4 separate regions of the Mus musculus genome follow, and regions 1, 2 and 4 are each linked to region 3. Evidence: chromatin loops called from intact Hi-C (ENCODE). Cell type or tissue: left cerebral cortex. All regions are shown on one strand. Region 1 overlaps Ndufaf5 (NADH:ubiquinone oxidoreductase complex assembly factor 5). Region 2 overlaps Sel1l2 (sel-1 suppressor of lin-12-like 2 (C. elegans)). Region 3 holds the start of Macrod2 (mono-ADP ribosylhydrolase 2). Region 4 holds the start of Tasp1 (taspase, threonine aspartase 1).

Region 1 (8,000 bases), 190 kb before region 3:
TATATTTACAGATCTGTAGTTTTACAAACATTTTTTTGCACTTGCTATTTTCAGTGTCCCTCATGATAACTGCTTTTATGTTAAGTGAGAAACATTAGAGCAACGAAAACGCTTGAATTTGAGTGGCAGAATTAGGTGTCAAACTTTTGTCTTGTGCCCTGGTATCTTAACTGACTCTCGTTGCTCGTCGTAGTTGGCTGTTAGCGGTAAGGGTCTTGCCTGTTTCTCACAAGGCTTGTTTCATGTGCTTACCCCTCTTCTGTGAGGGCAGTTGCACTGTCATATTAACACAGGGAAATGCACACACCCAAAACTTATCATGGTCCCTTTGCATCATGAAAAATAGGATTGGTAGGCTACAGGTGTACACTCAAGATGATAAAGCTAATAAAACATAGCAAACATTTTTTGAAACATCCCCAAGTACTAAACAGACTCAGAAACATGGAGCCCTTTCATCTAAAAACTTATTAGGTAATGAAATTATTTCTCATTTAGATGCCAACAATAATTCTTTGAATACAGAGTCTATTTTGTACTGGTCTATAATAAATGCTGTGTTCATGATTCATTTCAAGAAAGAAAATAGAAAGAGACAAGAAATTAGATCTATCAGTTGGAAAAGGTTACTGCCCACTGATTTAAAAATACAGTAATTACTCTGTAGTTCTCTGGGCTTTTTTTTTCCTTTCTTTCCATGTGTGGGTTTGTTTTTCTAGGGATCAAAAACCCCTTAGCCTTGCACATACAATGCAAGTGCTTTGCCACTGAGCTACATCTCCAGCCTCTGATTTTTCAAGACAGGTTCTGGCTTTGTACCCTCAAGCTAGCCTTGATCTTGTTTTGGATTTCAGGCTGACCTCAGACTTACTGTCTGTATGGCTCTACCTCCTGAGTGCTGTATTGTATCTGTCTCAGGTTTTCTAATGTCTTGATTTACAGATGAACTCATCAAAGGCATAAGTACCTTGTCTGTAGTTATGTTAAACCTAGGATTCATTACTTGAAACCACAGTTTTATACTATACATTAATTTGTGTGTGTGTTTGTATTATATATGTGTGTATACATATATATATATATATATACATGTATATTATATATGTGTGTATGTATATATACTAATATATAGATGCATCTTTCAAACAGTGAAATTAGCCTTTTTATTAAGTGCCATAACCTTAGTGTTATAGCTGTTTGTATTTTTTAATGCCCTGCTACATCCTTGTCACACTGTTTCCTTCTTGTCATTTCCTGTTGGCTGTTACATTCTGTCTGATGATCCCTGAGTCTTAGGCACAGGGGCTTTGGTGTGCATGTTCCATTTAGAACTGAGAATTCTGCAGTTTCTACTTTGCACCATGGCCACTGTGGGTCTCGGTGTTGATCATCATATACTGCAAACAGAAGCTTCTCTGGTGAGGATTGAGAAATGCCTTCATCTGAAGGTGCAGCAAGGCAGTGTGAGACGCATGGTGTCTTAGTTACAGTTCTGTTGCTATGAAGAGGCACCATGACCATGGCCAAGGCAACTGTTATAAAAGAAAGCATTTAAGTGGAGGTTTTTAGCCCATCATGGTGGAAAGCTTGGTGGCAGGCAGGACAGCATGGTACATGGGGCTGGGATCTTAACATCCTTATCTACTGGTAGGTCGGTAGGGAAAGGCTTAGCAAAAAGTCTACCCACGTGGCATATCTCCAACAAAGCTACACTTACTCCAACAAGGCCATACCCCCTAATCCTTCCCTGATAGTTCCACTAACTGGGGACAAAGTATTCAGATATGGTTATGGGGGCCATTCTCTTCAAACCACTACTCATGGTCTTCTGGTAGATCATCGCTTGCATTTTTAACCACCTTCTAGACTAAGTTTTAGAATCTTTCTGGGGCCCCTTCCCATTGGTAAGGCCTGACTCCTGGGGTTTTAAATAGGCCTGACAGTTTGAGGAGCTGTTCTGAATGCTTGCCCTTTGGAGAGATCTCTTACCTCTACTGTCAGGCCTTTTACAAAAATCACAATTTTAGTGTCTTATCTGTAGGTGGCTTAAGAAGAATCATATAAAGACAGTTTGTAAAAATGTTATTTGTCTAGACAAAAACATTAACTGTTGGGTTTTATATTTATTCACTTACTGTTTATTGAGACTCTGCCATGTGCCAACTCCTTAGCTAGGTGGAGATACATAGTTTTTGATCTTAAGCTGCTAATATTCTAGATGAAAAGACTCCCAAGCTAGACAGACAAACCTCAGCTTAAAATGAGAGAAACACAAGGGGTTTGGCCTTAAATGTGCTTAGGGTGTCGGGGAGTCTTGTACAGAAAAGGCTGAACCTAAGAAAGCTGAAGTGAATTCTCCAGGATGAAGGATAGGGAACACTAGGAGGGGCGGCACCAAGAACTGTGTGTGTGTAGTCGTGGGCGGGGAGCTATGAAAGGTTCTGTATCTCCGACACTTAGGCTGAGGGAACTGTGGTAATAATATTGCGCAGGCGTATAGAACAGGCAGACGATGGGCAATGATAGAAGACCAGAAGCTTCTAGATTTCCTCGGATGAGGATGAGCCTTATAGTTTGTCTTGGGGGAATTTTCCTCAGAGATGACTCAGGTTCAAGTGTAGTAGAAAGTCCGTTGTTTGCCTGCTTGTAAGGCATGGCTCATAGGAGGCTAAGACAGGACCTAGCACAGTCAGTCTGTCCTGGTATACGAGGAAACTCAGGCACAGAGGAGAAAGGACCTTGTCCGCGTTGTAGTGGAGGCAGGCAGCTCGGTTCATACCCTGAAGTCTCTGCTCTTTACCCAGTGGGAAAAGTCTGAGGGTGCTGGGAGGGGAGGAACGTGGGTGTTTGCTGGCTGCTCCTGTGCCAACTGGAAGGTGGCGTCCCCTAGCTGGCTTTTGTATTTTACATCTCTGTTGTGTCTGTTTTCTGATGGTTGAGGTGTATCTCATTTTAGCTGCCGTTATTATTAATTCACAGAAAAAAATCGAGAATGTTGAGCTAATTTTACAAACAAGTTTCATATCAGCTGACGAATGCATGAGACATTTTCAAGGCTTTCACAGTGGTTTTAAGGTAAGTTCAGTTTTGTTTTTCAAGGCAATACTCAGCATTGTTTCAGTAATCCATATTAAAGTTTGTTTTTAATAAGCATTTGAATTTACCTTAAAAACACTGTGAGAAAGCCAGGTAGTGGTGGTAACTCACCCCTTCATCACCAACACCCCTTAGGCAGAGGCAGGTGGATCTGTGTGAGTTTGGAGCCAGCCTGCTCTACAGAGCTCGTTCCAGCACAGCCAAGGCTACATAAAGAAACTCTGGAAAAACCAAACCAAGCCAAAGCACCACATCTCGTCTCAGCATTTGGCCAAGATCAAATGTAAAATCACTGCAAATCTTAAACAGTTACCAGCGAGTGTCTTTGTGTTTTCTCAAGCTCAGGTTGAGTCTGCCATTATAGAGGCCTTTCCTAGATGATTGTCAGTAAAGCTTCCCCACAGTGTACTACCAGATATTCCATTTTAAAGATGAAAAAACTGAGTAGTGAAGGTTGAATCATGCTTATCCTAGGTTATATAAGGTTGTGATCTGAGTCCAGGTTCTCTTTAGCACTCCACAAGGAAAGGGGGAGTTCTGTACAGCAGTGTGTGTTCCTGAGGGGAGAGTGGACTCCTGTGGCTGGAGAGTTACTCTTGATGCCCTCTATCAGCACTCTTGAGCTTTCTACAACCGAACTGGGTCAGGCCCAGAGGTGGCATATATCTAACAATCTTGTAGAATATGTGAGCAACGATTGTTTGGCAGGCTTTTTAAAATGTCTAGTGCATCGTGTGTTGTGTTTGTATTTACTACATGTGACATGGAGTAAGCCAGGGCAGTGGGAAGTTGAGCAGAAACTAAAGGTTTATACCATGGTTGGTAATAAGGAGACCGCTGCAGTGTGAGTCCCGCTTTGCTTTGATGCTGTGTGATTGGTGTTCACCGGAGAGAGAGTATTTTGAAGATGGATATCAAAAATACTTTTTAAGATTTGTTAGTTTTTATTTAATGTGTATGTCTCTGTGAGCATGTGCCACACATGTGAATACCCATAGAGGACAGTAGATCCTCTGAAACTGGAGTTACTAGAAGTTACCAGCCTCTGCTGTAGATGCTGCGAATTGAACTCATGTCCTCTGGAAGAGCAGTATGTGCTCCGGCCGCCAGTATTTTTTGTTTTGGTTGGTTGATGAGTTGGAGGGTTTTGTTTGTTTGTTTGTTTATTTGTTCCTGTACTTGAAACTGGATCTCACATAGCTGAGGATGACCCCGAGGATGACCCTGAAATCACAGCTCTCCGCCTCTCTTTCCTAAGTGCTGGGATTTTAAATGTGCATTACCACATTTGTTTTTATTAACTTAGCTTACTAGTTTGTAGCTATTAAAATCTCTATGAATTGGGACCATTAAGCTCACAAATACGGAACACTGGGTTTCTTGGTAGAATGAGTGTCATTAACTTATTGAAGCAGTGCCCTCAGAAGCCAGAAGAGGGCCAGATGCCTGGAGCTGAGTTACAGGCTTTTGGGTGCTACCTGGTATATTTTGGGAACCAAACTCACATCCTTAGCAAGAGCAGTGTGTGCACTTAACTGAGGCCTCTCTCCAGCCTCCTTGTTGATTGCCTTTAATAAAAACAATGCAATAAAAACTTAAATTGTATTTATTATTATAATTTTATTTAAAAATTTAAAAATAGATTATTATTTTTAAACTGTTAAAGAAATGATCATTTCTTGACTAGTGAAAGTAAGTAGTAGACACTTGCTCATGTAGTAAATTTTAATATTAAGAATTAAAACAATTTAACATTTCCTTTAGTTCTTTTGTAGAATGATCTTTTTTAAATTTAATTTTATTTGTAATTCATTTTTTACATTCCATATTCCATTCCCTGCCCCTCCCCTCCCACCCTCCAACTGCTTCACAGCTCACACCTCCTCCCCACCACACCCCATCTCCACATGGATGTCCCCACCTCCCATCCCATCTGACCTCTAAACTCCCTGGGGCCTCCAGACTCTTGAGGGTTAAGTGCATCATCTCTGAATGAACACAGACCCAGAAGTCCTCTACTGTATGTGAGTTGGGGGCCTCGTATCAGCTGGCGTATGCTGTCTGTTTGGTGCTCCAGTGTTTGGGAGATCTCGTGGGTCCAGATTAATTAAGACTGCTGGTCCTCCTATAGGATCGCCCTTCTCCTCAGTTTCTTTCAGCCTTCCCTAATTCAACAACAGGGGGGTCAGCTGCTTCTGTCCATTGGCTAGGTGCAAATATTGCATCTGACTCTTTCAGGTGCTAGTTGGGTTGTAGAATGATCTTAACATAGCCTTTTCAAATAATTTAAAATGGACATGTAAAGAAAGATAGGTAACATTAATTTGATATTACATTAGTTTGTTTTTATTTCTGTAGTACTGGGAATTGAACCCAGGCCTTTGTGTGTGTGTGTGTGTGTGTGTGTGTGTGTGTGTGAGTGTGTGTGTGTGTGTGTGTGTGTGTGTGTCGGGGTGCTGGTGTATGCTTCTGTGTGCATATGAGGTGTGCGCAGCCTCTGTATGTGTATAGGTGGTTGCCAGAGGCTGTTGTCAGTATCTTCTTCTCTTGCTTCCTCCTTTATCCTTTCTCACTGAGCTTGGAGTCACTAATTCGCTAGCCTAGCTGCCCTCAGGATTCCCTTGTGTCCCTTTCCAGCTTAAGGATTCCAGGCAGATGCCACCATACCTGGTTTTTTTATTTGTGTGCTGGAGTTCATGGTTATATAGCAAGTGCTTTATCCATTAATACATATCCTCAGCCTCTTGACCACATGTAATGCAAACACTGTACCACCTAGCTAGCTCTCTAGCTTACACTAGAAATTGTCAGTAAACAGCCTCTTACCGTCAACTTAAAGAAAAGGGTCTGAAGATTAATTTAAAAATACTTTTTAAAAATGCCTCTGTGGGAAAATGCATGTAAGTTTTACATCTATTGTTAGTAAAATATCAAAAAATTTGAAGGCACAGTCATATTAAATGAGTTCCACAGCCCTTATCCAAGTTTACAGTTGTAATTATATATGCTGCTTAGAAGGAAGGAGGCATTGTCACAATGTCCTGTCTCAACGAGCTATCAAGAAGGGGTATAAGGTGTCTTTGAAAGACACTTGCCAATGCTTGCGAGCCATCTAGAGTCTAGGTGGCTTTTGCTAAGCTGGCTTAATATAGACTGTGGCTGTTGTGGGAAGCATCCTGGTGCTTCCCTTCTGAGAATTAACTCTCCTACTTGACTTAGTAGTGAAGAGGATTCAAACAGCTTTGCTCAGTAAGCAGCCTAGCTCTAGTTTGAAAGTGGGTGAGACTGAGCATGGACGTGCTGTTAGATAAGGTGGATCATGACTTGATACTGAGCTGGGGGTATTTGCAGTATTCTCTCAAACTGCCAGTAGTCTATTTTTAGGTATGGGTGAGAGCAACTGTTCTTGGAACAGAAAAGCCCTGCTGCACCGAGACACAATGCTGGCAGCTGCAGCGGTTTACAGAGGTGAGCCGCCCACTCCTTCTACCTGCAATCACAGATGGGTTTATGCTGCGTGGTGTTCATTCCAAAGTGCTATTTCCTTCTTGTAAGGTACTGTCAGACTTTGTGGGGAATTTTGTTTTTGTTTTCTCTCAGAATATAGATCTTATCTGTGTCTGTTTCCAAGCCGCTTTTGTTTCTATAGTGTCAGGTTCTCTGTGTTAAGTCTTGTTGTGTGAGGCATTCAGATCCGGCATCTAGCCTAGGACCCATTTCTCTTTGAAGTAGGTGTTTATTATTTAGCAGTAGACACTGTTTCTCATCTGACTGTTTCCAGAATTTAACCAGGTTTGTCTTTTTAGAAATGTACCGGAATGAGGATGGTTCCATACCTGCCACCTTTCAGATCTACCACATGATAGGATGGAAATACCATGACTCTCAGGTAATGATATTAAGGCATCACTTTTCTCAGAGGGTTTGTGTTTCTGCTTGTTTTCCATTGTTGATTGACTTAGGGTATATTTTATTCTGCATATCATGATTGGGGTTACTCTGGGTTAGCCTTATCTGTATCTAATACCTTTTATTTTTACTTGTTTCTAGGCAAGGCCAGCTGAAAGAGGTTCTGCAACCGTGTCATTTGGAGAGCTAGCAAAACTAAATGATGTCATGTCGCATGAGAAAAAATAATAAATACTTTGTTCAATTGTTATGTTTCCCAGAATTTTCATCAGAAATAAATAGCTTTCACATTTAAACTAGTACAGTTTGAAGCAAGGTGCAACCGATTGAGCTATTTACTAGCAACCTAATACTAACTCATGCTTAGTATTCCAAGTTCTCATTTGTTTCTATTTATGTAAAGATGCTGTTACATAGTGACTGGGCATCCTTGCAGAGTCAGCCTGAAAGCAAAGAAAATGTGTTCCCGTGGGTGGGGTGGGGACCTAGAAACCGGTGCACATGTGTGAGCACGTGACTTGATGGGAACGCTTGCTCCAGCTCTGGTTCTGCACCTTTCTTCCCATTGCTCCTTTGTTATCGCTGTGGGATGGTCACACCCCTGAAGACGAGAGGAAGGACAAATTGCTGGGCTCCTGAGAGTTCCTGTGCAGTACAGTGAGATCACTTCACAGTGCCTGCTGCAGACACTGATGTCGGAATTGTTTGTTGTACTTTTTGTATTTTTGGAGTCAGATCTCACTATGGAGACTTGGTTGGCCTGGAACTACCATGTAGACTAGGCTGGACTCTACTCGTATTGACTCGTCTGCTTTAGTCCTGGGATTACAGGCATGCCTGTGGCCCGCCACACCTAGTATTTGTCACGCTTCTGTCTTGTCCAGATGACTAGAGGATTCTATACAGCCTCCGCAGCTACTCTGTAGCTTTGACCTTGAGACGAGCATCTGTCTTTACCAGATCCATCCCTCTTTTCCTAGATTTGTTAATTCTGT
Region 2 (8,000 bases), 100 kb before region 3:
CGTAGTTAGCCTTGCTTTGTTTTAGGTTTTATGTGTTTTTATCTTATGTATATAACTGTTTTGCCTCTGTGTGTGACTGTATGTGTATGCTTGGTGTCTGTAGAAGTCAGAAGAGGGTGTCAGGTCCTTTAGAACAGGAATATAAGATGATTGTGAGCCACTATGCAGGTGCTGGGAATTGAACCTGGGTCTTCTGGGTGCTTTGCAAGAACAAGTGCTCTTAACTACTGGATCATCTTTCCAGACTTTAGCTAGCTTTCTTATATAGCTGAGGACCACCTGTCCAGAGAGTGGTACCACCCAAAGTGGTCTGGATCCTCCTCCATCTATCAAGGAAATCAAGATAATTCTGAGTCCCTGGGTGTGGTGATGCATGCCTTTAATTCTAGCACTCAGAAGGTAAAGGCAGGCAAATTTCTGGGAGTTTGAGGCGAGCCTGATCTACATAGTAAACTTCAGGAGAGCCAGAACTATATATAGACTCTTTCTCTCTCTCTCTCTTCCCCTTTCTCTCTCTCTCTCTCCCTCTCTCTTCTCTCCTCTCTCCCTCTCTCTTTCTCTCTCCTTTCCCCTTTCCCTCTCCCTCTCCCCTTCCCCCTCCCTCTCTCCCTCTCTCCCTCTCCCCTCTCTATTGTCTTCTCAGTTGACACTAGTCTCTGTCACATTGACAGTTAAAGCTAATTAGAACAAAATATTGGGAATGGGCTTCACAAACTAGAATGAGGAGTAGGTGTCCCAGGACTGTAAATCTAGTTCTGAGGGATCTGTGACACCCATTCTGACCTCCATGAGCGGCAGGCACACACATGGTGCACAGACACACATATAGGCAAAACACTCATACACAAAGTCTAAAATAAAATTTGAAAGCTAAAAAAAGAGAGAATTAAGTGTACCAGAAGTCTACTTAAGATGGCAATGACTATGGAGCATGTAGTAACTAAACTAAATGAATTTTATATTTCAACATGTGTCAGAGACATAGTGTGTAGGGAGGTTTTTGACATTTGTAACTTCCTTTCCTTAATTTCATTAATATATGTCTTAGATGATGACTTGAGTGTCAACCCCTTGCCCAAAGCACCTTCAGTTGGAGAGAAGGTCTTTGAAGAGATGATTCAGATGAGTCATCTATGAAAGTTCCCAATTCAGTATGCCTGGTGTTCTGACAAGAAGAGACACCAGGGTGCACAGGTACAGACAGAGAAGAGACATGTCGGAGTGTGGGGCTTTCAGTGCTGCAGGAACTTCTAGGGCAGAATCTTCTATCAGAGCCTAGAGCGTTCTGTCCTTTATTTATTATCAGTTAAAACTATAGTGCAAGCTGCATATGCCTTAAGGCATTCCTGTCTGCCACTTTAATCTTTTAAACCTATGTTCGTTAACCTTGAGCTAAGCACATCTCCAATTATGTCTATTATCTTTCTTTCTTAAATTGAGTCTTTAAACTGAGCACGTTAAGGAATGGACCTACCCCTCAAAGAATATACACAGTCTCTGTAATACGAATTCTGTATTTTTTTTCTTTCCTTTTTCTGCTTTAGAAATATTGCCTATTACTTCCTAGCCTGCTGTAGGAATCAAGCTCCATTTTTTTCATGTCTTAGTTATACTTATTTTGGCTCTGTATTTGTGAAAATGCTTGCCCATCGTGTTAGCTTGCAAATAACTAGTCAGAAAATGACCTACTATAAGCCAGGTACAGAGCCTTCAAATGACACCAAACCTGCCAGCACCTTGGTTTTAGACTTTGGGTCCACGGAGCTACAAGGAAACGTTACTTCTGTTGTTTAAGTCACTCCCCCATGGCATTTTGTTATGACAGCACTAGGGAACTGAGAAGCTCGCCTTCCCTTTAGGAATGGACACACCCAGATCAGAGGACAGGCTGCCTGCCAGAGGTGGAGGGACTGTGGTTTTTCCTCTGTCTCTCTAGGTCTGCAGCCTAGTGCTCTGACTTTGTTAGACAGTTGGATGGCCCAGTCGCACACTTCTACAAGGCTTGCCTTTTGAGATTATAAGTAAGCAGTTGGGAAGCCTCCCTGTATGTGGTAGGTCCTGGATCTAGGTCACCTTTCTGTGGATGATGAAAGCACTGGTCATCTTTGGCTCATACTGCTGAACCTTCAATTGCTAACTTTCCTAAATAAGTATGTTCAAGAGTCACATACATGTAAATACATCCTTTGTAAAGACACTTAGTTGTACCTATCTCTCTTGAGATGCCTGTATGGACTCTTGACCTGTACTGCCTCCATCCTATGTCTCACACCAATGCTCCATCTTCTCCCTGAACACTTTGCCCTGCTCTTTCCTTTGCCTTTTGCTCTATTCTCCCTTTTTTATGTTTAACCTCAGTCTCTAAAATCTCAACCTTCAGATTATAAATAAATACCTTTTAAGTTACCTAGAAAACATAAAGAAGGCAAAAACTTATTTCACATCTCAAGTTATGTTTACATCATGAATTATGAAAAGGATCATTGAGAATCAAAGAACTGATGGGCAAGCCAGGAGTCTTTGAGTCTGACCACGAGTCAGGTGTAGTCACAAAGTGATGGAGAAGATTCTTTCCTACAGCAGCAAAGCTGACTCACACTGACTGCCGTGTCCTTCCCACTAACTGCAGTTGCATTCAACAGAGATCAACTTCAGCCTCTGACTTTTCAGGATACACATCAGGAGAACTCTTTACACTCACCCTTATGTATGCCAAGAAGACAGAATATTGTCAAAGGACGGAGAATAATGATCTGTTACTAAAAATAACATTGCATCCAAGAAAGAATGACTCAGCACAGGGTTTAGCAGATAGGATTAACTCAGACACACTTAAGTAAGAACAATACTACTGCAAAAATATACTTGATTGTCTACTAGTCATTGTCATCAAACCCTATGACCCCTATGGGTACCAGGGCAGTCGGTAGACAGTGTTAACCATGGGAATAAAATACTAACTCTCTTCAAGCATAAATGAAATAAGGACTCTGGCTTGAGATATAATTTACTATCTAAAACTCTTAATCTAGCTAAAAGAAATATATTTTATAAAATAAATAAGAATGAAGCCAATATATAGTAGCAGGTGTTAATACTTACAAAGCAGTTAGTTCTAGACAGTTCCCAGTGCTTATATTTACTATTTTTTTTCTGTAAGAAGAACTGTTATCATTCTCTGTTAGTGCTGAGGTGAGGTGGACACAGGTGAGTCAGGTAACCTGACCAAGGTCACTCAGCTGCTAGTCAATTCTAGGCTACACTAGGAGCTAGTGTAGCCACTGTTCCTTTAAAAGACACAAGTTGTGAAACTTTGTGAGCCACATGTTTAGGCATCCACAACAAGAGGAGTTGCAAGACTGAATTAGCCACCACGTTGCAAGAATGGAATAAACTCCTTTATGTGTAACCGTGTAGACCTGGAAAAGTCTTTCGGCAAACAGTAGGAGAGATAATAAGGAGTAACTTATTATCTGTTGAGTAATGGAAGAAGCAGATGTGGAGAGTTATATTTAAGAAGTGTCTTTTTCTCTCCGGTCCCCAGTGTGGAAGCTTGGAATTAATCATCTGGAGGAGGCGATCTGAGCACCCTGAGACCAAGCTCCCTTAAGTTGGGTGTTTCCTTCTCACCCTTCCTCACAAAGACATAAGATTGGTTTATCCCTTTCTGGAAAAGACCAGCTGAGTGACCTCTAGGCGACACCGCTTTGACTTGAGACATGGTTTCTGAGGCTGATGCTTTGAGATCAAGAGGGAAAAGAGGTCTTTCTAGTGAGTGATCTGAGAGAGACATTCACTCTTCACTCTCAGCCTCTCTACTCACTGTGAAGTGTCTCTGGGCCTTCATCTGGAACAAGATGGATTGAGCAGAGGAAGACCCTGAGGCAGATTTGATAAAATACTTTTTGGGTACCCAACAGGGCAACCTTGGAGCAACTGTCACCTCAGGACTGTCCCAAGTAAAGCAAGATGATCAAGTAACCTGACCTGGTCCTAGTCTGATGGCAGTTGGCAGTGACTCCCAGGGGGCAGCCATCTATATGCAGCTGTCTGTCTGGGAACACTGTCTCATTTAGAACTGGAAACTAAAGGCTCTCTGGAATTAGGGATATGTCCTTCATTGAAGGGGTGTTTGCCTGGCACTTGTCAGTGTCTGTTGCAAATATCAAAAAGTCAATAAAACAGAATGCAAAATTTTAGATTGCAGAAACAAGAAAAAGGAACGCCTGAACTAGATTTATATAAGTTGTGAAAATACTCTCCTGAGAAAGATAACTAAAATGAATGCCGCTTAATCCCGTGGGAGTCAGGAAGGAACACAAGGGCCTGCAGATCCAGGCTCCACCCCTCCAGCACTCAGACTGGCTATTGATTTACCCAGCTAACAACTTAATAAAGATAATTACTTTTTTAGATTTAATTTTATCTCAGAAGAAAGAATTAGCTGTTGAAGTCACCGTGGTAAGGTGCTCTGGGGGAAAATGCGCCATTTTCAGACAAGTCACGGCTATGAGAGCATTGTGTTCAACATCACTCAACATCACTCCAGTGTGCTCTAGAAGCCCAAGGCTTTATTACTTTTGCGTGTCACCTATAATGCAGCATACTTCAAAGAAAATTCTGAGTTTGAACTCAGTTCTGAGACCATGTACTAACTCTGCACAGAGACAAGTTGATACAATTTAATTCATCAAGTATTTATTCATTCGGAGTATTTGGCAGACACAGTGCCAGGAACACATCTTGCTTTTAAGTAATGGGGATACAACTACTCTTCGTTATATTTGAGAAGCTCTGGGTTAAAGAATTGGCAAGATTGAGAATGAGTCATTGCTGCTTTCAAAGTGTGGAAACCCATATGCATGTTCTAGAGACTTCAGCTGGATGCTGATCATTTCCATTTCTAGAATAGAAGCATTTTGAGATGAGTTAGGCTAAGTCTTGTTTTTCTTTTTGGGTGTACTCTGAAGCCTGGGAAAATGCACTTATTCAGAATACCTATAGCTCATTGCCAAGATGACATTTCATGCACAGAAATGTTAGGGTATAGACCGAATAAATCAGAATTCATCAAGGTTTACAGTGAACCAGTAATCATGTCTAACCCCATGTTATTACTTCATTTCTAAAGCTTGTGAAGTTCAAATTTTCTTATTAGAGAAGATGTTACCTCAACAGCTTTCTTTCTTTTTCTTTCTTTTTTTTTTTTTTTAACTCCCGATGCCTGAGTAGTGTTTTTATTGTTATATACAGTTATGGGGAACACAAAGTCATAAGGGTCAGTTTATGTGTTTGTAGGTGACCTGGTGCTGCTATGGTTATCTGCAGAATCCAAAACTTAACAGTGATATAATCTGTTATGTAACTACTGCTGGCAGAATTTCACATTAGTGTGATATATATATTCCAGAGATCCTCTGCCTTCATAAGCCCGCCTATGTGTGTCTGTAGGCCTATCTCTCCAAGAGGCCAGTGTGCCTGTCTCTATGTGTGTATCAGTGCCTGCCTGTGTGTGGTGGTGTGTGTCTGGGTATTCTATGCACTGGCTTTTTTTCTGAGTGAAAAGGCATGATATATATCTGTCTATGACTCCTTGAAGTCACCTTAGCCTCGCTGTCTCCAGTGACCCTCTTTGTCTCTTGGAATCACCTCACACCCATTGAGTCACAGCAAAATGTAACCTCTTCTTGAGTTATGAAATTTCCTTTATGAAATGAGTCTGAGATTGCAGACTTAAGATTTCACAGAACAGAAAGAGAGGCTGATGTATTCCAGGGATTAAAATCGCTTCTTTGGTCATTTGAGACATGGATGATTTAAAAACATGACTTGGGATCTCCCTGTTTTGGGGTTCGTTTGATTTAGTACAACCATTACCTTCCTGGCTCCTAACATTGCCCCATACTTTTCTTTTTTCTTTTTCTTTTTTTTAATATATATATTTTTATTAGTTATTTTCCTCATTTACATTTCCAATGCTATCCCAAAAGTCCCCCATACCCTCCCTCCCCCACTCCTGTTGGGCCAGGCATTCCCCTGTACTGGGGCATATAAAGTTTGCAAATCCAATGGGCCTCTCTTTCCAGTGATGGCCGACTAGGCCATCTTCTGCTACATATGCAGCTAGAGTCAAGAGCTCCGGGGTACTGGTTAGTTCATAATGTTGTTCCACCTATAGGGTTGCAGATCCCTTTAGCTCCCTGGGTACTTTCTCTAGCTCCTCCATTAGGGGCCCTGTGATCCACCCAATAGCTGATTGTGAGCATCCACTTCTGTGTTTGCTAGGCCCCGGCATAGTCTCACAAGAGACAGCTCTATCTGGGTCCTTTCAGCAAAGTCTTGCTAGTGTATGCAATGGTGTCAGCATTTGGAAGCTGATTATGGGATGGATCCCCAGATATGGCAGTCTCTAGATGGTCCATCCTTTCATCACAGCTCCAAACTTTGTCTCTGTAACTCCTTCCATAGGTGTTTTGTTCCCAATTCTAAGAAGGGGCAAAGAACCCAGATGCCCCTCAACAGAGGAATGGATACAGAAAATGTGGTACATTTACAAAATGGAGTACTACTCAGCTATTAAAAAGAATGAATTTATGAAATTCCTAGGCAAATGGATGGACCTGGAGGGCATCATCCTGAGTGAGGCAACCCAATCACAAAGGAACTCACACAATATATACTCACTGATAAGTGGATATTAGCCCAGAAACTTAGGATACCCAAGATATAAGATACAATTTGCTAAACGCATGAAACTCAAGAAGAACGAAGACCAAAAGTGTGGACACTATGCCCCGTACTTTTCTATGTAACTCTTCTTACCTTCTCACAAGCAGGGAGGGCTCAGGAGGTGGGCGTGGCATCATACATCTGTAATACTACTCAGGAGGTGAAGGCAGGAGGACGGAAAGGTCAAGATTATTCTCTCATCCTGCTGCATAGCGAGTTCTAGGCTAGCCTGGGACCTGAGACCCTAACAAACCAACCCAACAGAGTTTCATCAGCATGACTGTCTAAACATCAGCCAGACAATAACAACAGTACTAGACATGCTAGTAAGAAAAGGGGAGAAAACCCTACACAGAGAACTGCAGGCAACAAAGCTATGAAGAGAGCAGGAGAGAGAGTCTTCCCCAGGGAACAACCCACCAATTGCTTATTTAATACCAACTGATCAGCCCTGAAAATGTATACAAGTTACATAGACTGAGCAGGTTGTGTTTATACCACACACCACGCACCACACACCACACACCACACACCACACACCACACACCACCACCATCAACAACAACAACACTCGCCACTTGAATTTTTAAAAAGAGGCCATGAATTTGAAAGAGAAGGTCTGGAGAAAGAAGAAAAGAGATGAGAGGATTGATATTATAAATCTCAAAAATTAAAAGCACAAACCACTCGAGGAGCTCGAGGAGCCTTATGGAAGAGTTGGGAGAAAGAGTGAGGGACTCAGAGAGGACAAGAACGCCACAGGAAGACCGACAGAGTCAACTAACCTGGACCCTTCGGAGCTCCCAGAGACCGAATCACTAACCAAAGAGTGAGCATAGGCTTGACCTAGGCCCCCTGCTCAGATGTGGGCCTAGGTACCAGAAGTTTTCCACGGAGACCCCTATCCAGGCTGGGTGGGAAGGCCCTAGCCAGGGAAGTGAGTGCAGGCAGGCCTCTGCCAAGCCTTGGTTCGCTTGGTGATTCCGAACCTGGGTTGGCTGGCGAAAAGCCAACAATCCAGTGAAGGGTGCAGTGGAACTCCGGAGCAGCTTTTCAGGAGAGATCTCTTCCCAAGTATTACAGCTTGGAATAAAAGGGTCAGACAAAGGAATAACATTTCTTTAATTCCCTGCATGACTCTCCTATAGATGGTTCTGGCAGTGATTTAGAGTTTGACAGCAAGCCCCTCTCTTTGGCTTGGGCTGAGAGTTTGGGGGGGGGAAACCTTATTTGCATGTGAGAGGGCTTGGTGCTGTTCCTAAGTGGCTGAT
Region 3 (8,000 bases):
TAGGTATTTATTTGCACGCATTTATCTATATCACATATATGCCATTGAATGTCAGAGGTCATCAGATCCCTAGTATTGGAGATAGGTGTGGCTGTTGATAACTAAACACAGGTTCTTTGTGATAGCACTAAGTATTCTTAACTACTGAGACATCTCCCAGCCCTCAGAATACATTCTTTAATCTTCAATTTTCAGTTTATGGCGGCTGCTAGTATTCAGTAACTTGTGACTACATTCCTTCAATCTCTGTTCAGTAGTCACTTTTTTTTGTACAGTCACATACTCTTTCAAGATGGAGATACAGTGTGAGAAATTTCTCTTTGTGCAAATATTACAGAATGTACTTGATAACCATACATAGTACGGGGTAATCACACACACTGACCTCCTGATGCAGTCCACAGACAGTGTGAACATAAGATGTACATAGCTGCTGCAAGCATGACATGGCATTCTTTCAATAGAGAATGTCACTTTTATAAGTAGAGAAATATACTATAAAAATGATCAAATTTATAGAAAGACAAAAGTTATAGAAAAGTCAATGAATTAACCAGTAACAGTCATTTAGTAATACAGTCAGGTCATATGTAATGTATACGATTGCATGTGCTGTTCTTCTACATAACAATATGTTTGCCCCAGCATCCATATAGACAGATGGTGGATGCATTGTGATATGTGGCTACAATGGCTCTGATGTCGCTAGACAATTAGAACTCTATAGCTCTTTTATAATTTTATGGCAATACCATCATATATGTGGTTCATTGTTAGAAAAATGTTATTTACTGCCTGACTGTAGTAGTCTGTCTCTCTTCTGTAATCACAAATGAAAAAATGATAAACTATGAAGGTACTTCTTATGTAGTTAAAGGAGCACCGATGACACAGATAGAGAGACTGGGAGTAGAGATCAAGTGGGAATCGAGGATGGTTTGATAGAGAATGACGTTATTTGGAATTTTTTTCTTTCCTCATTCGTAGATAGTCTCAGTAGCCCAGGGTGGTATGAAACTTACAGTCTTTTGGTCTCAGTCTCCTGAGTGTAGGGATCACAGGTATATACAAGCAATGCCAGACCTAAGAACATGATGCTAAAGTAGTGTCAAAAGGATGAGAATAAGTTAATCACACAAATCATGTTTCAGATGTAGTGTTGACATGGAAGAAGGCCATGTGGTGAGGACAAGGTATGCTCAAACAAATGAAAATTCATAAATGAGGGTATATCTAGACTACAGATTGGGGGTGCGATGTGGGTAGAAAATGGTATAGGGCTGGAATGGTGGAAGATGGTCACTCCATTCTTCATGACTGTACTAGTAAACTTAGTGTGGCCAAAATAAAATACCACAGAATAGAGGGCTTAAGTAACAGAAAGAGTTACCCACTCTTTTGGAGGCTGAGGGCCTGAGATTAGGATATCAGGGTGGTAGAGTTCTGATGAAGATCCTCCTGTTGGCTTGAAGACACCTGCTTTCTCTGTATTTTTATATGGCAGAGAAAGGATAGGCAAGGGAGGGAAGGCCAGCTCTCTCTCCCATTAAAAAGGTTATGTCCTATCAGACTATGACCCTGCCTCTTAACAATATTCTTTCCAGATATAACTGCATTGCATCGAAGGACTACAAACCCAGAAATATTGAGGTGGGTGGAACACAATTCAGTCCTTAGCAAAGAGCAATAAAAGTCCTTAATTTCCACCAATGGGATGGCATGGTCTTCTCTGACAAGACAGTGAGAGATGTGGTGGTGAAGAGACTGGGTAGAGGTCAGAAGTGAACAGCGAGGCTGGTGAGGAAGTTTCTCTAGTGGCTCAGGGTGATCCAGACAGCATTTCTGTTGGAAACTAGAGCATTGCAGACTAATCCACAAGGTAAAATTGAGCAGATTCGATATGAACACGAAGGCACGAGAAGGACCTGGGTGGCGCTTGGCTTTTCACACTGCTTACCTGAGCGTGCAACAAAGGTATCCAGACAGGAGCACTCCAAGGAGATCAAATGGAGGGGAAGAATCATGAACTGTTTTGAGAGCTGAACATTTCCGGAATGTTTGAGAGACAGTTTAACCTTTTTGGAATGATACTTTTTATTATTATAATAATTACCACTAAGTACTTAAACCATTACTTCGTAAATATCATTGGCTCAACACAATAAAAGCCTTTGAGCTGACATGAGATGTTAACAGTGCAGCATGGTGGAAGGACATGGTGGAAGGACCCTAGGCTGGTGTGCAGCCTCCCTGAGGAAGAGCTACCTGGTAGGAAGCACTCTCTGGCAGACACCTAACGTTGAGGACTTTTAAATAAGTCAAATTTTTCCTGAATGAAATATGATCTTTAGATGCTGATCTGGCTCATAATGACATCATGAAATACCCAAGGCAGGCTACTTAGGAAATAAAGGTACCCCCATTTTGCCATATGGTCCTGGAGGCTCAAGTCCAAGACTAGGTGGCCCCATTAGTATGAGTCTCTGGTGATGGTGCCACATCATGGATGGAATGTTACATGTCAAGCTAGAAAGCAGAGAAGCACAAACAAGACTCTCATAATTCTCTTTGGAAACAGGCCTCAGTGACATCCCTAGGACCTACTTCTTAAAGGTCTCACCACCTTGGAATTGTGGCACATTCAGGAAGAAAGCTTTGGATGCTTGGTCCTTTGAGGGACATCCTCCATGTGTCAAACCACACCTCTTGGTTAATGTTAACACTGCCTTGACCATCCATGAGAACTTCGTCATCTTTCCTCCCAAAGTCTACCCCATTGCCATTTTATCTGGATTCTACATGAGTCAAAGCCCTTCTTATTTCATTATCAGTGTGATTTCAAAGGCTTCCTTCTTGAAGCTTTTTTCTCCCAACAAAAATAATGTTTTATGTATTTGATAGCATTTAAAGAAAAATCCCAAAGAAAAATGTCAAAATAAATATTACTGTTTTATGATGTTGTGAATTCATTTTTAAGTCTCATTACTCAAACATTCTTCCATTCTTTACAATTCTCAGCTTGGTCTCTCTTTTCCCTTTTCTTTGTCATTGTCATTGTCATTATTATTATTATTATTATTATTATTTTAATGCGTTTTACTTCTCTTTGGTGGAAGGCAGTTTAAGGTTGAGGCACGAGAATCCCTAAATTGTGGCAAGCCTGAGCTACAAAAGACCCACTCTAAAAAACAAACAAACGAACAAACCGTGTTCCCTAAAGTTATTTGCCAATGCATATAACTATATTGATCCTAAATTGATGAATAGATGTGAGTTTCCCAAATCCACTAAGCCAGCTTCGTGGAGAGATAAGTTTGGGGTGCAAAGAAGAGGGTGCAAAAGTTCTATGTTCTAGGTCACTGCTCTTGAGGTAGATTCTCTGGCAATTGGATTTCCTGAATCATGAGAGAACTACCTAGGATGGAGCTAGATCTTTGGATGAGAAGTTGTTTTGAAGTCAATCAGGAATAAAAGACAACCAGGCACTAGTTGGATTTACTTTGATGTGGGACTTGGTTCTCATACATTTTGGTCACCAGATCTTAAAACTCTCGAGTTGGCCCTGTGTACTGTGAAGCTTTTGAAACTTCACAGAATTCTAACTAAATCTCTAACCCACGATTGAGCAGCGGGTTGCACACGGTCTGGATCTTTTCTTTTGGTTCTATTTGTCCACCGAGAGGAAAGCGTCAGGTAAAACCTGTTCAGACGAGGCGGTTACAACTTCTAGGACGGGTGACCTCTTCTTCATTCTACAGTCCCCTAGACTCTCATCATTGTCAGCGGGGTCTGGGTCATCAGGCACACCTGCTGGCAGGCCACGCCCTCAGGCCCTGCTCCTCCCGCTCCCCGCAGGCGGTGGCTGCACGCCCCGCCTCCGTCGTGAAGCAGCCTCCCCGCTCCTCGAGCTCTGGCCCCGCCCCTTCCAGCTCCCCAACGTCCTCGGCGTCGAGCCCAAGCCTGCGCCTGCGCCTGCGCCCTGAGGCTGAAGTAGGGGCGCGCCTTGGCTAGAGCCGGGAGAGCGGCGGGCGGAGCAGCCAATGGGCGGCGGCGCTGCCTGGCTGCCGGGAGGCGGGGCCTGCGCGGGTGTTAGGTTAGCGCGAGGCGTGACCTAGTTGACAGGCTCTGAGGTGCTGCTGTGGCGGCGGCCGCCTGGCAGAGCGGGCGGGTCGAGGGAGGAGGGCGGCGACGGGCCAGCGGCTAGCGGCGCGGGACGCAGAGCCTTTGCACTTTTCCCTCCCGAGTGTCCCCTCCATCCACCCCCCACACTCCACACACCCTGTTTGCCCGTGAGCCTGGGGAACTTGCAGCTTAAAGCCAGCCACCCCCACGGCAGCATGTACCCCAGCAACAAGAAGAAAAAGGTGTGGAGAGAGGAGAAAGGTAACCGGCCCCGCGACCCCGGGGACGGGCGGCGGGTGGGTGGGGGCGGGGGCCCGGCGGGGCGGCGCGACGCCCTCCGCCCGCAGCCTCCTCGCGCCCTCTCTCTCTCGGCCGGTGCCGCTCCTGCCCGCGGCCGCGTCCACGCGCGCGCACGCCACCGGCCACGCGCCGCCCGGGCACCTGCGGCTCGCGCACTTGTGGGCGCACACCCCTCCGGGCGCCGGGTCACCTCCTACCCCGCGTGCTCGCCTCCCGGCAGGCGCGCGCCCCCGGGCTAGGGTACAAGTTGGTCAGGACCCCAGCTGGCACTTTGTACCTCCCGCCGGGTGTCCCGCGGACCGGTGCCGGCCGGCCGGTGTCGCTCTGGCTGCAGTTGCTGAGCCTGGGGAGCATCTGCACCCGCACCTGCCTTCCTCCGGTCCCAGCCTCTGTCCTCCTGACATCCCAAAGTGGCTGGGGTCCCCGCTATGCTCAGCTGCAGTGTGACTTTTGAAATTTGGAACCCAAAAGGAGCATCTTGTCGGAGAGAATAAGTGCCCTCGGAGAAGTCTGAATGGGCTTTCCTCGGCAATGTGGTTCTCTGTTGCATCCTCATTCATAGTGTGAAGTCGCACGGAGTAAGACAGCGAGCACTCTGTGAATGAACCCTTCCATCCCTGAGTTTTGTGCACATCGAGGCTTATCCAAATCCGTTAGATTGACAGCGGCACGGATTCCTTTAAGAAATAGAACTGTGCGATAAGTTCTTTTTCTCCTCCTGTCTGTCTCATCTCAGTTTCATAGGTCATATTGTGATGTAATGCTTGATTCTCTGGCATATTTTTCTTCATCTTTTTCTTTCTTCTCTTTTAACCTGTTTTCTTACCTCAACCTCCGACCCCAATTTCAGAAAAACTATTTGCATTGCTACTACCAACTTGCACCAAATTTGCATATAAAAGATGGAGCAAGGGTGTACCATTTCCTCAGGACTGTCTTCTTACGGAACGGGGCTAAAGGGGGTAACTCAGTTGAAAGTTGATTTTCTTGCTGATAGCTTGTTAAACATTTTTGTTGCAAGTCTCTGTCCTTTGTGAACCTTTTGACCAAACAATGGACTTAAAAGTGAGAATTAGAAACAATTCTCTAAGTAGTGCCTGCTTTATGAAAAAAAAGTATCGAGGAGGGAGTATTCAAATCAACTGCAGGGAAGTATGAATATGGTCGAGTAGCGCAGTTAAAGTATCCTTTAAATATTGAAAGATTCGCTTTAGTGTCATTGTTTCAATGAGTGTGAGTGCTGAGAGAACTAAAAGTCAAAGTGTCACAGAACAAATACTCTTTAGCTTGAGAGCTTGACTGCAGGGCTGGGACATAGCTCACAGGTAGAGCACATGCTGACCTCAGTGAGCCCCTACACCTGGTGCTGGGGAAAACTAAACAAGCAAACAGATCAGGAAAGAGCCAGGTACGTGAACTAGTGAGACGTTTTATTAGTGCTTAGCTTTTGTAGTAGCAATTTAAATTGAACACACTAATGTGAGCATCGGAAAAGTTATTTATTTATTTATTTGTTTATTTAATCCGTGTTCTATCTGCATGCACACCTGTTTGCTAGAAGAGGGCATCAGATCCCATTATAGATGGGCTTCCATGTGGTTGCTGGGAATTGAACTCAGGACCTCTGGAAGTGTTCTTAACTAGTTAAGCTAGTGTTTGTAACTGCTGAGCCATCTCTCCAGCTTTGCATCATTGATGGTAGTAAAATATAGTGTAAAATCAATTTACATTGTACTTGGTAACATGAACCATTGAAATTATAGTGACTACCTAAGAACTGTTTTTACTATATTAGACAAACTGCTCCTAAAGTAACATCTATACACATAGATTGTGATAAGCAGACATTTAAGAATTTTCAGTATCTTACTGTTTTTGCCTTTTGTTTCTTTTATAGGAAAAATATAACCAAGTCTTTTCAATTAATTAATTAATTAAGGTACTAACCAAAGTTTCTCCTACATTCTCTCCCCACAGTCCTTTTCCCCTTTCTTTCCACTCATGACTCCTACTTTTCAGAAAAGGGGAGACCTCCCATTAATATTAACCAGTCTTGACATATGAAGATGCACTAAGGCTGGGTGCATCTTCTCCTACTGGGGCTAGACAAGGCAGCTCAGTAGGGGCAAAGAGTCTCAAAGGCAGGCAACAGAGTCAGAGACAGCCCCTGCTCCTACTGTTAGGAGTTCCACACGAAGACCAAGCTGTATAACTGTATGTATATGCAGAGGGCCTAGGTCAAACCATGCATGGCCCCTTGACCAAGTTCTTTTTTTTTTTTTTTCATTTTAATAAAGAAGCAAATGCATAAAAAAGGCTTTTAGTAAAGTTATTTTCTTTTATCCCAAACTAAGCTATTTTTGCATAAAGCTTAAAGTTAAAGGGAAATATATAAAGTGAATGCTTTGTATCTGTCTTCTAGGGATGTCTGTTTTTGGAACAGTCAGGTGTGAAATATCATCTGTTATTCCACCGAAAGGGAATTCAGGCTTTCTCGTACAATAAAGAAACCAATGGGATGCATGACCTTTTCCCTTTCATCCCACTGGAGAGTTGATGGCTGAGTACTTTTGCAGCTGTTATTGAAATCTAGATGAAGCCTTACCCAGTTCATTGAAATGTCAAGGCATTTTAGAAACATATTATAATTCAGTACACCATGTAGAACTGTGTATATACTTGGTTCACAGAGAAAGGGCTCATTGTAAAGATGAAACATTAATAGAAGTGAGTTTTTGGTAACACTCAAGAAACTGTGTGTATGTCTTTTGCCTTTTGTGTGTTTCATTGCTTAAACAACTAACTCAAGTGTTCCTAAAAAGCACATACGTTAAATAAATATTGTTCTACTATTTTGTGGCCTGATTTAGAATCATTTAATGTGTATTTTCACTTCAAGTGTTGCTGTTTATCTCTTTGTTTTTATTGGATTATATTTGGTGTTGTTTGTTCTAAGTATGTAGTTACTTCTAAATAAATAGAATGACAGTTTTTTTTCTGTCTATAACTTCTGACATTTACATAAACAGTTGCTTCATAATGTTTCTCAGCCTGATGTATAGCTGTAATAATTCTGCACTGTGATCTGAGCTTTTACAGCAGTGCTTTAGCCACTGAGGGTCAGCCCCTTTTTCTGCTTTGTGAGCTGATATCCTATAATGGACAGGTGTCACTGCCTTTTATGTCATGGAGAAAGCTTGTTTCACAGCACAGTAGCAGCCCTAGCATGTGTGTCTCCATGGTGTCATTTTTTTAAAAATATATTTAATTTAGGATTTATTCCCATTGTAGAAGAAGCGCTTTTCTTGTTTGTTTATAAGATTAACGCTGTGCCTGTGCTCTTTATCCAGTCACTTACAGTCTTTGAGATCTTGTGCCATCATTTACTCATTCTTGAGTATGTTTACTTTCTCACCATCTTCATCTTCTCTCTGCCTAAAACAGTGTTCTTTGTCTTTCCTGCCCACTCCCTCCCTCCCTTCTTCTCCTCCTCCATCCTTTTTCAGACAGGCTCTAATCCTGTGAAGTTTAGGCTGGCCTAGAAATCATTGTCTAGCCCAGGTTACCCCTGAATGTGT
Region 4 (8,000 bases), 330 kb before region 3:
ACAGGGTTTCTCTGTGTAGCCCTGGCTGTCCTGGAATTCACTCTATAAACCAGGCTGGCCTCAAACTCAAAAATCCTCCTGCCTCTGCTTCCCAAGTACTGGGATTAAAGGAATACGCCACCACTGCCCAGCTTCATACATCTTTTTTTCCATACTACATAATCTTCTAACACACCTTAAAGTCATCTCAAACTGCACCAAAATCCTATAGGTTTCTTCTACCCATGTTTAGCCCAAATACCTCTTAGCATAAATATTGCACAACATTTACACTTTTCTCCATAAACACAAGCTATCAGAGAGCAACCTTTCACAAGAGACTGCCACAATAAAACCCATGGGATAATACTGAGCAACACAAATCAGAAACAGACAATATACTAAAGAAAATACAAGCTGAACATCCAATATTAAAGAATATTCAAAAAAGAACAAAAAAAAGTTTATAACTAACACCATACTGGTACCTTAAGCTGAATGAAATTGTTTTGAAAAGGAATCCATACATAGGCAGGAAAAACCTGACAATGTACAATACTGTAAAGAGCATTTTTGCTGATACTGTACATATAAACTGCAATCTATACAAACACAAGTTAACAGAATCAAAGATACACCTTTAAGGAGAACTTCAAAATCCTGTTTTCTCTAATACCCTTCATGTTTGAACTTGTTTTACTCAGTACTGTCCATTGAAGAGACTTTTTATTTGACCATTTCTGAGACCAAGATGAATGCTAATTCACCAATCATCAAGACCAAAAGGGAACCTCAAAACCTCCTTTCTTTTTTACTTCGGAGATTTTCTAGGTACTAACTTAGCATCTAATCTTGACCTTGGGTCTCTCAAGTTTCTATGTGTCTGTATGTATTTTTTCCTCTCACATGTCATGATACTTGCTTTTTAAATAAACAATTTAGAAAAGTATCACATGTCCCATTTAATCTTTCCAAAGCAGTGTAGGAAGAAGATTGTCAAGCAATCATCTATCTCATAACAAAATATTCCTTTGCAGGAGAGATCCAGCCCTTATGCTACTGCAATTGGTAATACGGACGGACCATGCTGTTCTGGGGCCCTGGTGGCACAGGACTTTTACCCAGCCCTTAAGGGAGGCACAGAGGAGGGTCACTGCAAACTCAACGCCAGCCTGGTATCCAGAATTGGTTTCAGCCCACTCATGGATATGAAGTGAGAAGCTATTCCATATTAAAAAACAAACACAGTATTTTGTGAGTTTGGTATCATGACATTGACAGCTTCATGCTTCATTAAAAGAGTTCCAGAACAAATGTATATTCATGTTTAATCTGTAATTCTACTCCTAGAAACACTTTCCACCTAAATTTTAAATACAGAAAAAGCTTAGTCTTCCTTTGGTTGTTTTGGGTGGTTGGTTATGATTTGTTTTGTTTTGCTTCATTTTGTGAGATAGGGTCTCATGGAGCCCAGGCTGACCTCAAACTCCTGATCATCTTCCTTCCACTTCCCAAGTTCTAGGACTACCAGCATGTGCTAGCACTCCTGGTTAGCTTTACGTCTTTTATGCTATGCTTAATATAGAATAATACAGGATTTTAAACACATATGCAACTTAAGAATTCAACAGAAAGGGATGGGTTATACAGTAACATTATTCATGGTCAGTTGATTTTCAAGATGAATGCCAAAGGGGGAAGGGCCAGGGTCGGGGAACATACTCCTTTAATCCCAGGACACAGGAGGCAGATGCAGACAGATCTCTGTGAGGGAGTTCCAGGACTGGCAAGACTACATGGAGAGACCCTATCTTGAAAAACAAAAACAAAAGATAAACATATCCAGGCCATTGTGTGTGTGTGTGTGTGTGTGTGTGTGTGTGTGTGTTGTGGGGTGTGGGTGGTGGGTGGGGCTGGGTAGTCAGCAAGGGTGGGGAGAATTAGAGAAGGCAGAGTAAAGCCCTACCCCTCCCTGTAGGTACACTGAATCCAGCACTTCAAAACTATCAGTCAGACCTATAAAACTTAGAGTAACGGGCAATTATACATAGATAAATATTTCTGACTCTGGATTCAGCATTTTTGTTTTGTTTGGTTTGGTTTGGGGTTTTTTGTTGTTGTTTTTCAAGACAGGGTTTCTCTGTGTAGCCCTGGCTGTCCTGGAACTCACTTTGTAGACCAGGTTGGCCTCAAACTCAGAAATCCGTCTGCCTCTGCCTCCCAAGTGCTGGGATTAAAGGCGTGTGCCACCACCGCCCGGATTATTTTTGTTTTTTTTAAAGATTTATTTATTATTATAAATAAGTACATTATAGTTGTCTTCTGACACACCAGTAGAAGGCATCAGATCTCATTACGGGTGGTTGTGAGCCACCATGTGGTTGCTGGGATTTGAACTCAGGACCTTCAGAAGAGCAGTCAGTGTTCTTAACCGCTGAGCCATCTCACTAGGCCTTATTTTTATTTTTATTTTTTTGGTGGTGGTAGTTTTGTTTCTTTCTTGCTTGCTTGCTCGGTTAGTTTTTGGAGACAAGGTCTATTTGAGAGAAAGAAAAAAAAATCCCTGTATTATGTAGCTCTGGCTACCCTGGAAATTGTTCAGAGATCCCCTTTCTTCTGCCTTCTGTGTTGTGAGATTTAAGGCAGGTGCCACACTACACCCAGCCTCAGAAATGGTTTCTTAAGTCAGATGTTTGACACAAGATTGGTCTACACAGTGAATTTCCAGGCCACAGTAAGACCCATCTCAAAAAAAAATAAAATAAAATAAAAATAAAAGCCACCTAGGGCTGGAGAGATGGCTTAGTGATTAAGAGCACTAACTGGCTGCTCTTGATTCCCAGCGCCCACATGGCAGATCACAACCTTCTTAAGTCCTATCCCAGGAGACCTGATGCCATCTTCTGGCCTCTGTTGATAACAGGCAAGAATGTGGTACACAGACATATATGCAGGCAAAACATGCATCCACATAAAATAAAATTTAAAATATCTAGTCAAACAACTTAAATATTTCTCCAAAACTATGTAATGTTTTATAAATACAAAGATAGATGCTTAAGATTATTCATCATAAAAATCAAAACAATAGTGAGACACTATTTCCCTAGTACCACTATAAGACGCATATAATCAAAACAGGTGTCTGGAGATGAAGACCTTTCTTATCTGCAGGATTCAATGTGCTGTGATCATTCTGGAAAGTGTCTGTTGAGTTCTCCAAACATAACCACCCAGAAGTTCCACTTCTATATACATAACCAAAAAAACAAAAAGATCAAATATAAAACTAAAATCAAATATCCACACAAAAAGTTACAAATATGATGTGTACAGAATTATTCCAAAATAACCCGAAGGACCAAACAATCCAACTGCATATCCATAAAAAGGAACGGGGGAGGTACATCCATCAGTGGTAGGATGCTCACCCAGCATGTGTGCGGGTCCATCCCCAGAATCAATGGGGGGGGGGGTAACATAAACACAAAGGAATGAGGCATTATTACATAGCTATGGACAAATCTTGAAAACATTATGCTCACTGAAAGAAGCTAGACACAAAAGGACACCTGTTACATACTTCTATTTACTTAAACCGTACAAAACAGAAAGATACATACTAAACCATGGATCAGAAGTTGGGGGAAACTGGAGAAGGGTAAGTAACTGTACTGGGCACAAGATATCTGGGGAAGGTGATAAAAATTGGTCTGGAACTAGACAGCAACGACATACATACAACTTTTGAATCCTTAAAATGAGAGAGGGGGAGAGAGAAGCTTACAATTTAAGAGGATTTTGGTACTGTGTTGATTACACCTCAATAAGAAAAAAAATAAAATAACCAGGGTTGGAAAGACAGCTCGGCAATAAAGAGCACTTGCTTCTAGCGGACCTGAGTAAGTTCCTAGCACCACTCGCTGGCTTACATCCATCCTTGATTCCCCCAGATGCCCTCTACTGGCCTGCACGGATATGCCCATGCTCGCGGTGCAGACATTATGATGCAAGCAGTCACACACATAAACTAAAATAACCCTCTCCCCTCCCCCAAAAAAAGGCAAAACCAATCTATCCGTGCAATGAATGCAACATATACAAAACTGCAATTTCTAGTTTTAACCATATTATACACATACACTTGTCGGTGACATCTACAACACCTAAGAAATTATAAAGCACAAAATCCTTAGTGGCGGCAACTATGTTAATCTCTTGTTCTGCAATTCCCAAGCATTTTCTAATAACCACGGCCACTGCTTCTAATAACCAAACGCCTGAGTGCGTAAGATAAACTCCCTTAGCTTGTTATTCAAAGAAAGGTCTTGGTTCAATGGCCCCCAATAAACCTTCCCTTCCTCTCCTCGGTATAATTAAGTTGAACTCGGAGGAATCCCTATGCCTTCTACTTCAAAACACCTCCAGTTTACAGCTACTCGCCCGCCTCTCCAGCATCTTCACTGACTCAGTCCTAGCCACCTCTACACTGACTGGATGCTACATGTCCCTCGGGACGCTAACCCGGGCTCTAACAGACTCAGGGAAGCTCTGACCCCACCGCGACATCTGTCTGTGACACATCCCGGGCCCGCTGTGGACCTGGGACACGTGAGTTCCCTGTAGCCTGGGACTGCACAGCGCGCGAAGAGCTCCGAGAACTCCGCAGCCAAGGGAACTGGCGGCCCCCACGCGTGACCACAACTCCGGGCCGGGGAATCCGTGGGGCCCTGCGCCGGGCCGGACAGGTGGCGCCGTGAGAGCCGTCCCGAGCGGTGGCGTGAGGACGCCACGCGGGCCTGCCGGACCATACGGAGACCGAGGCTAGGCAGCGGCGACGCGGACAGCGTCAGAACGAGGGACACTCACCCGCGTCAGCGCAGAGCACTCACACACAGGAAGTAGTCGTTCGCCCGTTGCCAGGGTGAGGAAGCGGGAGTGGCGTAAAGCCTTTCCATTGGTCGACGTGCACACGTGGCCGGAAGCAGACGCCCCGCGAGCCTGAGTCCTAATCGCCTAGGCTATAGCGTCTCTCTCTTTAAGCGTTTGAGCTGAGACACTCCGCGGTTATTTCTGGCTTCTGATATCTGAGGGTTTTTTAAAATATGTATTTATTGGCCTATTGGGGGTTTGTTTGTTGTCATAGCTATACAATCGCCGTTGCCCACCTTGCTTTCATTGTGCTCGGTAATTAGCTTTGAGGATGTGTCTACCTGTTACCCACGAAGTTGACTGACGAGCGGGTTGCACGTTATGAAAATAGTAGCCATCATTGATGAGGGCGTTGCAGAAGAACCCTTCCCTCATCCATGTAGCCTTGACCCCTATGGAAAAGCAGGATTCAACCTAGGTTTTGTTTAAGTGGGAGTCAGAAAAGGTAGTTAGTCTTTAACTGTCCAAGATCAAAGACCAAGAGCCAGTAGCAATCCTTGTAACTAGTATCAAGAATGGTTTGACAGCCTGTTTGTGGGGAGCAGAGATTAGAAGGAATAGAACACTGCAGGTTAGGTATCAGTCGTCTGAGATACTTGAGAAGTATTTGGGAATTTTCTTTTCTTCAAATTTTGAAATACTTGCTTATACATAATAAAACGTCCTGGGTGATAGGTTATTTCTCCAACGGTGAAATGAGCCAATTCAAACCAATTAAGATTATATTAAAGGCAGAATATTGGGAAGTTGCTTTCAGGGGAGTTCACTGGCCCCAAGGATTGAGGCCAGGGGAGCATTGGAGGTGAGAGAAGAGAAGGAAAACAAGGGAGACCAAAATATCTTGATTATAGAGGGAAGAGCCTCTGGGGGAAGGGCAGCTCGGCCGCTGGACTGGAAAGTTCAGGGTTGGGGCAGGGTTCGCCAAGAAGGGACTGAGGGATGCTGAGTGAAACTGAAGTTCAGGTGTGCTTTGGTATGTAAAATATGCGCCTCAGTCCCTTGTCCCTGGTCCCAAACCAAAGCAGTGGATGAGACTCCAGTTGCAAAAATACTCAGCTGTATTTCATGCAGACCTTATACACAGAGACTAAAGGTAATTTTGTAACGCATTTTTAAATAGTTTTGTGCACAGTGTGGGAGCAGCTGAGGTTTTGGATTTTTAGATGAGATGTTTCAGCATGTATTTTCACATGTATCCTATGTGAGGTCTCAGACCAGCAGTTTAGAATTACCTAAACTCTTACTTAAAAATGCAAATTCTTAGAATCCACCTAAATGAATGTTTGTTGTTTTGTTTTGTTTTGTTTTTTCCGAGACAGTGTTTCTCTGTATAGCCCTAGTGGTCCTGGAACTCACTTTGTAGACCAGGCTGGCCTCAAACTCATATCCGCTTATCTCTCTGCCTCCCTAAAGGCTGGTCTTTTAACAAGCCCTTTGGGTAAATGTAACGCACCTAAAGCATTACTGGATTGTGGAATTTCTTGGTTTAATCTTAGCGGTGGAGCAGGAAGGGTGATAAGCCCGACGCCCCAGAAGAGGAGAGCAACCAATAACGGGGCTTTTAGATGATCAAGAACGAAGTGCAAGAAGGCAGTTTGAGGATGAGGAGTTTAGTGATTTTTATCCTGTCATCCCTAGATTAAAATATGTGAATTGAAAAAAAAATTCATCTGCTGGTAATCCCAAACACATAATTAATAATTCTTATATTGTTTAAGATATCTTCTTAATAATTTTCTTTTATGGGTAAAAATTAAGAGACAGTTATGAAATTTATCTGTGTAAGCAGCACATAAGATTTGAAAGGGAATGTAGAGAACAGTAAGGAAAAAAATTCTTTAGAACTTTTTTTCAGATTTTGTTTTTTGTTTTGTTTTTGTTTTTCGAGACAGGGTTTCTCTGTGTAGCCCTGGCTGTCCTGGAACTCACTCTGCAGACCAGGCTGGCCTCGAACTAAGAAATCCGCCTGCCTCTGCCTCCCAAGTGCTGGGATTAAAGGCATGCGCCACCACGCCCGGCCAGATTTTTTTTCATTTAATGTATATGAATACACTGTTGCTGTCTTCAGACATACTAGAAGAGGGCATCAGATCCCATTACAGATGGTTGTGAGCCACCAAGTGGTTGCTGGGAATTGAACTCAGGACCTCTGGAAGAGCAGTCAGTGCTCTTAATTGCTGAGCCATCACTCCAGCCCAGAAGGAAAAAAAAAAAAAAAAAATTCTTAATGGTTTAGTTAGTGAATGGTAGCCATAAAGTAGAAGTTAACAGCAAGGATTCTAGAAACAGAAGAATCAGTGTTTATATATCTGTGTTCTACCACTTAACTAAAACATTGAACGATTTGCTTTATCTTCCTACTATTTAATTTCCACATTTGTAAAATGAGGATTAAAAATTGTTGTGTGTGCCAGGCGGTGGTGGCGCATGCCTTTAATCCCAGCACATGGGAGGCAGAGACAGGCGGATTTCTGAGTTCAAGACCAGCCTACTCTACAAAGTGAGTTCCAGGACAGCCAGGGCTATACAGAGAAACCCTGTCTCGAAAAACCAAAAAAAAAAGAAAAGAAAAGAAAAAAATTGTTGTGTGGCTGGGCAGTGGTGGCACACACCTTTAATCCTAGCACAGAGAAACCCTGTCTCGAAAAACCAAAAAAAAAAGAAAAAGAAAAGAAAAAAAATTGTTGTGTGGCTGGGCAGTGGTGGCACACACCTTTAATCCTAGCACAGAGAAACCCTGTCAAGAAAGAAAGAAAGAAAGAAAGAAAGAAAGAAAGAAAGAAAGAAAGAAAGAAAGAAAGAAAGAGAGAGAGAGGGGGAGGGAGGGAGGGAGGGAGGGAGAGAGAGAGAGAGAGAGAGAGAGAGAGAGAGAGAAAGAAAGAAAGAAAGAAAGAAAGAAAGAAAGAAAGAAAGAGGGGAGGGAGGGAGGGAGGGAGAGAGAGAGAGAGAGAGAGAGAGAGAGAGAGAGAGAGAGAGAGAAAGAAAGAAAGAAAGAAAGAAAGAAAGAAAGAGAGAAAGAAATGTATCAGCCCCATAGTGAGTAATCTACAAATGCTAATTGTTGAGATGGGAGTGAGCCCAGGAATGAA

What was found. A loop is a pair of places that touch in the nucleus more often than their neighbours do. Peaks named below come from ENCODE experiments on the same cell type or tissue, not always from the same donor. Only the 100,000 strongest peaks of a DNase experiment are listed, where the experiment ranks them.
Region 1: a loop joins it to region 3, with 2.4 times the contacts of the local background. A loop is called at or near these places in 2 of 42 quality-filtered maps.
Region 2: a loop joins it to region 3, with 9 times the contacts of the local background. A loop is called at or near these places in 2 of 42 quality-filtered maps.
Region 4: a loop joins it to region 3, with 2.2 times the contacts of the local background. A loop is called at or near these places in 4 of 42 quality-filtered maps.

The regions. Positions count from the first base shown.
Region 1 is chr2:140,196,386-140,204,385 of GRCm38, forward strand. Ndufaf5 (NADH:ubiquinone oxidoreductase complex assembly factor 5) reads left to right here. Exons shown (of 11, transcript NM_027093.4): 9 at 6,481-6,564; 10 at 6,903-6,985; 11 at 7,147-8,000. The coding sequence ends at 7,233. Among named protein-coding and RNA genes, the nearest start is that of Ndufaf5, 30 kb to the left of the region's middle. In left cerebral cortex, CTCF peaks have their summits at 2,880 and 4,535 (motif pointing right); DNase peaks (open chromatin) are centred at 4,540, 6,422 and 7,518.
Region 2 is chr2:140,289,172-140,297,171 of GRCm38, forward strand. The region is part of intron 3 of Sel1l2 (sel-1 suppressor of lin-12-like 2 (C. elegans)); the gene reads right to left. Among named protein-coding and RNA genes, the nearest start is that of Sel1l2, 97 kb to the right of the region's middle. In left cerebral cortex, no CTCF peak of the experiment used is centred here; DNase peaks (open chromatin) are centred at 2,607, 4,839 and 5,422; H3K27ac peaks cover 937 bases.
Region 3 is chr2:140,391,339-140,399,338 of GRCm38, forward strand. Macrod2 (mono-ADP ribosylhydrolase 2) reads left to right here and starts at 4,092. Exons shown (of 19, transcript NM_001013802.3): 1 at 4,092-4,383. The coding sequence starts at 4,338. In left cerebral cortex, a CTCF peak has its summit at 4,006; DNase peaks (open chromatin) are centred at 3,988, 4,766 and 4,930; H3K4me3 peaks cover 2,322 bases; H3K27ac peaks cover 681 bases.
Region 4 is chr2:140,061,906-140,069,905 of GRCm38, forward strand. Tasp1 (taspase, threonine aspartase 1) reads right to left here and starts at 4,900. Exons shown (of 14, transcript NM_001159640.2): 1 at 4,849-4,900. In left cerebral cortex, a CTCF peak has its summit at 3,934 (motif pointing left); DNase peaks (open chromatin) are centred at 3,973 and 4,906; H3K4me3 peaks cover 1,676 bases; H3K27ac peaks cover 1,330 bases.